Linked DNA regions of Mus musculus: region 2 is linked to region 1. Evidence: chromatin contacts called from ENCODE Hi-C or POLR2A ChIA-PET data. All regions are on one chromosome and are shown on one strand. Each heading gives the region's core, a stretch centred on a gene start or an enhancer-like site at or near the end of the contact. The rest is flanking DNA. Distances are from core to core; before and after follow the strand shown.

What was found. A loop is a pair of places that touch in the nucleus more often than their neighbours do. ChIA-PET counts read pairs that join two places held with the same protein, here RNA polymerase II (POLR2A).
Region 2: a loop to region 1 is called in a map of T-helper 2 cell, with 2.8 times the contacts of the local background. The contact joins the promoter of Peli3 here to the promoter of Bbs1 in region 1. A Hi-C loop is called at or near these places in 1 of 37 maps with a recorded cell type or tissue (T-helper 2 cell). POLR2A ChIA-PET finds 5 or more read pairs at or near these places in 2 of 5 experiments (Patski and embryonic stem cell).

What each region holds. Positions count from the first base shown.
Region 1 is chr19:4,904,672-4,908,473 of GRCm38, forward strand. Bbs1 (Bardet-Biedl syndrome 1 (human)) reads right to left here and starts at 1,956. Exons shown (of 17, transcript NM_001033128.3): 1 at 1,885-1,956; 2 at 1,471-1,547; 3 at 1,314-1,348. The coding sequence starts at 1,931. It overlaps Dpp3 (dipeptidylpeptidase 3), which reads right to left. Exons shown (of 18, transcript NM_133803.2): 18 at 2,558-3,126. The coding sequence ends at 2,951.
Region 2 is chr19:4,941,269-4,945,070 of GRCm38, forward strand. It overlaps Peli3 (pellino 3), which reads right to left and starts at 1,824. Exons shown (of 7, transcript NM_172835.3): 1 at 1,670-1,824; 2 at 492-644. The coding sequence starts at 643.

The sequences.
Region 1 (3,802 bases), core at 706-3,205:
CATATTCACCTCGGCAGCACATATACTAAATCGTGAATGATATAGAGAAGATTATTAACATGGTCTCTACTCAAAGATGACACACAGGAACTGGGCAAGCCTTTAATTCCAGCACATGGGAGGCAGAGGCAGGGAGAATTTCTGTGAGTTGGAGGCCATCCTGGGGCCTGGACTATGTATTGAGTTTCAGAACAGCCAAGACTACTACAGAGAAAAACTTTGACTAAAAAAAAAAAAAAAGAAAAGAAAAGGTTTGTGAATCATTTCCTATTTAAAGCCTATTATTTTGTATTATAAACTGAAAAGTTAAGCAATAATGATTAGACATAAAGAACTGGGACCTGCAGTGGGTAAAGGTGCGCACCACCATGTCTGATGACCTAACCTCAGTTGCTGGGACCTACATGACAGGAGAGAACCGACTCTCAAAGGTTGTCACCGGACCTCCACACTGCATGCATCCTTCCAACACTAGATAAATTCATTTTGATGCTGTGTTTTGGGATGCAGATTGCTCTGTTTGTTAGTTCGCTTTTGTTTTTTTGTTTTTGATGCAGTTTCACTAAGCAGACCTGGCTGGCCTTGGACTTCACAGGTCACCCTCAAACTCATGGATCGCCCTGTTTCTATTGCCCAAGTGCTGTGATTAGAGGCAGGCACTACCACTCCTGGCCCTCAAATTATTTTTTAGAAAATCATATGTCAGCAGGGCAGTGGTGAGGCATGCCTTTAATCCCAGCACTTGGGAAGCAGAGGTAGGCAGATTTCTGAGTTTGAGGCCAGCCTGGTCTACAGAGTGAGTTCCAGGATAGCCAGGGCTACACAGAGAAACCCTGTCTTGAAAAACAAACAAACAAAGACAAAAAAAAGAGAGAGAGAGAGAGAAAATCGTATGTCTTGGTACTATAAATCCACAACATCTTGCTGTTTAACCTCTGCAGATCATGTTATAAAATTAATGTTCACTTTCCAAATTACTAAGAAATTCTGGGGTTAGAGAGATGGCTCAGCAGTGAAGATCACTGGCTGTCCTTCCAGAGGATCCTGGTTCAAACTCCAGCACCTACACGGCAGCTCTCAACTGTCTGTAAATCCTGTTGCAAGGGATCTGAAACCTTACACAAGCACACACACAAGCAAAGCACCAACGCACACAAAATAAAAATACATCGTTAAAAGAAAGAAGTTGCAACGAAGTGTGCCTTTTTAGTACTGATGAGTTCCAGAGTATGTTGAGCCTCTTTGCAAATCTCACTTCTGAGTGTCACACACACACACACACACACACACCACTCAACTTTCTGATTGCCTACCTTGTACTCCCCATCGCCATGCAAATCTGCCAGTGCTAGAAAACACAAAAGGGTCGAAAAGGAGTCTCAGAATCTCAAAGATTTCTCCATGAAACCGTTCCCTGTTCCTCCCATCCTCCTAGAATCTGGGTGTCCCTAGATATGTCTAGAGACTCACACAGGCAGGAGGAGAAGGTGTGGATGTTGGCCATGGGGTCGTAGTGTGCGTCCAGCCATTTAGAATTGGCTTCGTTGCTGAGAGGGAAAAAAGATAGTTGGAAAGTGAGCCCCATGACGAAATAAATAAATAAATAAATAAATAAATAAATAAATAAAATCTCTAAGCGAGATGACGCCTGAAACAGAGCACGAACATCGAAAGGATAATACCAAGTCTAGATCTGAGCTCAATTGGCGCCCGGAGTGACCAGCCAATCACATACAGATACTTCTTGGCCATCAGCTTTCTTCTGATTTCTAAAGGGCCCTCCCAGAACTTCCACCGCTGCTCGAAAGCAAGAGCCCAGAACCCGCTACCAAGCACCATCTATTCATCTGAGGGAAAGGAAGCGGTGAGGATCCGGGACTTAACCTCTCAGCTCGCCCGCTGTCAGAATCCGATGAAGACGCCGCAGCCATTTTCCCAGGCGTCGCCTTGGCAACCAGCTCAGCCATCGCGCAACACCCAATAGAATCCGGGCATCCGAAAGCACAGGAACAAAGGTTCCGGGGTAAAATTGTCCCGGCTGGGACCAAATAAGCACTGGTTTCCTTGTCCTATGCAATGTTGACTTATGGTTTCTGCATTAAAGACAGGGGCCTGGGCTTTGAGGCCTGGGGAGGAGCGCTTTTTAGGGATTAAGACTAGACTGAGAAACAAATTAATGGGTGAGGATCTCATGTTAGTGTGTTACGGTTCTTTGGCTCCGGAAACATTTGAAAGTACAAGAGTGCTTGCTGCTCTTGCAGAGGACCCTGGACTGCTCAGCACCCACATGGCAGCTCACAATTCTGTAACCGTAGTTCCAGGGCATCTGATGGGGTCTTCTGGTCTCTGCTACCACCACCACACCCATGAAGAAAATGCACACGAACACACAAATCTTAAGAAATATGTCACAAAGAAGAGCTCCGGAACACGTTGTGAGTTTGTGCATTCCTTTGGAAATGATATTCAAAATCTTATTGTGGATTGGAAGCCTAAAGTGATGTAGTGTGCCCTCCCCTGGCTTTGAACTGGAAGAGAAAGAAACATACACTGCAGAGATGGTGGTCGTCATATTTATTTTTCTGGCTATAAAAGTAATACACGAAGAGCGCTGGATTTGGTGAGAATGCTTTGAGCCCTGGCTCTGTCACATGCCACCTGCCGGGTCTAGAACAGTCACTTCTCAGAATTGCCACCTTCCCATGTGGAAAACCGGACTAGGCACCCTGTTGAGCTCCGGCCATAGATGGCAGTGCAGATCCAGAAACTGAGGACATACGGTAAACTGCAAAGTGCTGACAAATGGAAGGGGTTCGCATCACCACCCTCAGCTGAGGTAGCACCAAAGTCCAAGCTCCTGCCCCTCCCTCCCCTGACTCCTAATCACACACAACTCAGAGCTACTGACAGCCCTGGTTTGACAAAGAGGGGAGAGACCACACAGATCTTCTCAAGCCTGGCCAGGTGGGGCCTCCTGGGCCTGGTTCCTCCAGAATCGGGCATCTGCTGCAGCCAGCTGGATAAGAACCTCCTCCAACTCGGGCCCATCCTCGGGAAACCGCTCACAGAAGGAGCGGATGAGACCAGCGGCTGAGGCCTCATACTCCACAAGTTGTACTTCTGAGCCTGGGGGATGGAGAGAAAACAGCAGCACAGAAAGATGTAGTTAGGGGCGGCGAGTTCTGAGCGAGCTCCGGCACAAACTGTCAATGTTCAGGATAGTTATCTAATTACCTACATCAGAATAACCCTGCCAGGAAGGCAGAATTACATGGGGGGAGACTTAGACTTAAATGAATTGCCACTTGACCTCATCCTTCCCTCAAGTCAAGATTTAAATCATGTCTGGCATGGTAGCACACACCATAATCCCAGCACTCAAGGAACTGGGGGAAAAGGATTATTAATTTTAAGGCTAGCCTAGGAAATCCTGGTCTCAACAAAGCCAACATAACCCCAACAATCACTAATAAAAATGACTGATAAAAGCACTCTGTCAGGGCTGGAGTGATAGCTCAGGGGGTTAGAGTACGAGTGGCTCTTGTTGAGGACTCTGGCTGCTCTTAGCCTGGCCTCCCGCACCCACACTGTGGCTCACAATCATCTGTAATTCCAGCCCCAGGGGATCCAATGCCCTCTTGTGGCTTCCAAGGGCACTGCATGCACATGGTACATACATACATGCAGGTAAAACACACATCAAATAAATAAATCCGAAATCAAATTTCAAGTGCTATGTTAGATCAAACAAGATAGTCAAGTTAGATCAAACTGCTTCATATGTCTAGATCGTGGGCAAGTT
Region 2 (3,802 bases), core at 574-3,073, 36 kb after region 1:
AAAAAAAAAAAAAAAAAAAAAAAAGGACACAAAAGCACAGGAAAGTTTGACAACTTGCTGAAGTAGAATTGGAACCTTTTGTGCAGAATCAGAATTCTTTATCCCACACTTACACACAGTAGGTGCTTTACAGACTCTTTTTTTGCTATTCTTTTTCTTAGCTGATTACAAACTGTGGTGAGCAGCTTTAAGAATTGCCTCCGGCTGCTGGTTGTGGTGTATACCTCTAATCCCAGTACTTGGGAGGCAGAGACAGGTGGATCTCCGAGTTCAAGGCTACCCTGGTCTACTCATCAAGTTCCAGGCCAAGGCTATGAGAAACCCTGTCTCCAAAACAAAACAACAGAAATGGGTTTGATCACTTTTGCTCTTCTTCTGGGAAAGTGGCAAGAAGCAGAGAGTCCTGGGAGAGCAGCCGGTGCACACTGTTATCTTGGCTGACCTGAGGGACAGTTACCCAAGCACATCACTCCTGGACTAGGGAGGCTCACCCCAGAACGATGAGTTCACCATACTTGATGGGCTCCTCGCCTGCCAGTGCTTCTTCACCAGGACAAGACAGGATGCAAGAGCCCTGGCTCCCCGGGTGCTGGAGGTCTGAGGTCCGGGGGGATCCCACGTCAGGGTTTCCTTCCAGCACCATTCTGAGCACAGTGGGAGAAGAGAAAAGAACCTTGCAACTTCCCACCCCAGCTCCTCTCAGGCTCTGGCTAGACACAAGGCAAGAATGGTCCGTCAACACTTGTTATTATAACTACTTCCTTTCCCCCAAATGGTGAGGTTGCTGGGATACCAAGGAGGGAGACTGGTGAGACAAGACCAAGAAACAAATGGCAAAATCAGAGTCAGAGTGTTTGGTCGGTTAGAGCAATATACCAACTTTGGATGGAATGTGTTTGGCAGAGGGGCAGCCAGGACTTAAGAGACCTCTAGACTCAGACTTAATTCCTGGCTTAAGCTCTTAACCCCAAGACCTCAGTTAAGCTCTCTGTCAGGTTCTTGGGTGTCTGTCTTCATTCTAATCTTATTGCCCTTTTTGCAGCAGGTCTAGGCCTCTGTCAGTCTGTCTGTTCTCAATGACTCTCTGTCCTCCCAGCACGTCCTTTTCTGCCTGTTCTCGCCCCACTCCGGTCCCTACTTCTATCCTTCCTCTATCTGTCTGCCTTTGTCTTACCACCCACCTGACTCAGTCTCCCTATCTTAGCCTGGCAATGCAGGCAGGCCTCCAGATCCCTCCCTCCCTCAGGTGTCTGTCTGTGGTCCTCAGGCCGCTTAGGTCTCTGGAGGCCTGTGGGGGCGGCGCTCCCCAGTCGGGCACCTCCTGCAGCAGAGTCAGTCGCCCGCAGGCTGTTAACAGCCCCAACGTTGGAAGGTCTGCGCAGAGGCAGGCCTGCACCCCGTGCTCGGGAAGGGCACAATGACAGCATACGCAGATACACACCAGGCGGCCCCTCACAAATACGCGCGCGCACGCTGTCAGTCCCGCGGGCAGTGCCTAGACTGGCACAGCATACCCAAGAACTCCTACGGCAGAGACGCGCCTCCGCGCTAACAGCCACAGGCGCCAGCCCTCAGACCCGCTCTCTTAACCCCGCCACCCCCAGATACTCAAACACGCCCCCAACGCACGCCCAACACAGCCCCCCGCCCCCCACCTCGCCAGCCTCACCTGGCGGCGTTCTGGGGCTCTCTGTGTGCTGCTGGCCCCCACCCGCCTCACCTCTACTGCGCCCCGGGACTGCCGCGGCGGGATGGGCCCGGCCCGCGGCTGCTCGGTGCAGCCTCGTCACGGGGACACCCGAGGCCCGGAGGAGGGAGGGATGTGCACACAAACCTCCACGCCCCACCCCTTGCCCCACGCCCCGCCCCGGCTCCGCCCCTAGAGGCCCCACCTTACCCCGAGGCTCCGCCTCCTGCGGCTTAAGCCTGGCTGTAGTCTGGGAAGCCAAAGAGGTTGTCTACAAGACCCCTCTCTTATTCCAGGCTCCGGACACCTCACCCTCATTCTGGGGTCTTCTAGGTTCTCCCCGAGACCGGAGCCTCCTTTCACACAGTAATCTAGAGGCTCCTTTTCCCAACCTAAGACTAGCGACTGCCCACCCGCTGCTCCAAGACCCCGCCTCCTTTATGGGGAAATCTCGGAATTACAGAGAAGCCCAGAGCAAACAGAGGGAAGGAAACTACTAGAAGAGGCGGAGGAAGGTGCATCACCCGTGGAGGCTGAGGAAAGCCACTGCGGTTGTCTCGAGTGCAGATCTGTCTTTCAGTTCAGCGCGACCACTTTCTCTCTGTGCAACAATCAGTGAGCTCTGGCCTCCTTGGTGTCCAGAGACATGAATCACTGACCTCCCCTCCCAACAGCATGCTTCTATCCTTTGCAAAGCCTCAAAGGAAAGCCCACTTTGGGGTGCTCGGTCCCTCAGGGCCACAGGCTTTCTTCTGTCAGTACCAGGCTCTCTGGGTTGAATTTGGGCAAATTAAGTCCTGTAATCCTTGGAAGGCGGGTACGATAATTGTGGCCTGTCACCCCTGTCCCCGATGCCACAAAACAGATTTACAGAAATGGCTTGCTACAAAGGAACCAAGAGAGGATCTGGCCCATGGCTTCATACACCTTGATAAACACTTTACCACTTACCAACATCTCCAGCCCTTGAACGACTCATTATTTTTTTTATATTAAATCTATTTTCATGTATATGAGTATTTTGCTTCCGTGTATGGTTGTGCACCACTTGTATGCCTACCTGGTGCCAACAGAGGCCAGAAACTCGAATTCTCTGGGACTGGAGTTACAAACAGTTGTGAGCCACCATGCCAGTGCTAAGTATCAAACCCAGAGCTGGGCAGTGGTGGCGCAAGCCTTTAATCCCAGCACTTGGGAGGCAGAGGCAGGCGGATTTCTGAGTTCAAGGCCAGCCTGGTCTACAGAGTGAGTTACAGGACAGCCAGGACTATACAGAGAAACCCTGTCTAATAATAATAATAATAATAATAATAATAATAATAATAATAAAAACCCAGGCTCTCTGAAAGAGCAAGCAGCCATTGCACTTAGCCACTGAGCCATCTCTAGTCCCCTTACTTTGTTTGCTTGTTTGTTAGTTTTGAGAGTCTCACTGTATACCCCTGAATGGCCTGGAGCTCACCATGTACATCATCAGACTAGCCTCCAAAAAGCTGGAGTTAAAAGCAAGGGCCGCCAAACCTGATGAACTCCTGACTTTGAAAGCTGCCATGAACTAGAGATGGACTCAGTTGTGCAACTACCAAACCCAGACACTATTGCAGATGCCAAGAAGAGCTTGCTGATAGGAGTCTGATATATAGCTGTTTCCTGAGAGGTTCTGCCAGTGCCTGGCTAATACAGAAGTAGATGCTCACAGTCATCCATTAGACAGAGCACAGGGTCCCCAATGAAGGAGCTAGATGAGGTACCCAAGGAGCTGAAAGGGTTTGCAGCCCTATAGGAGGAACAACAATATGAACTAACTGGTAACCTCAGAGCTCCCTGAGACTAAACCACCAATCAAAGAAAACACACGGAGAGACTCATGGCTCTAGCTGCATATGTAGCAGAGGATGGCCTAGTCGGTCATCAATGGGAGGAGAGGCCCTTGGTCCTGTCCCAGTATAGGGGAATGCTTGGTCCAGGGAGTGGGAGTGGGTGGGTTAGTGAGCAGGGGGTGGGAGGAAGGGATAGGGGATTTTCGGGAGGGAAACTAGGAAAGGGGATAACATTTGAAATGTAAATAAAGAAAATATCTAATAAAAAGAGAGAGAGAGAGAGAGAGAGAGAGAG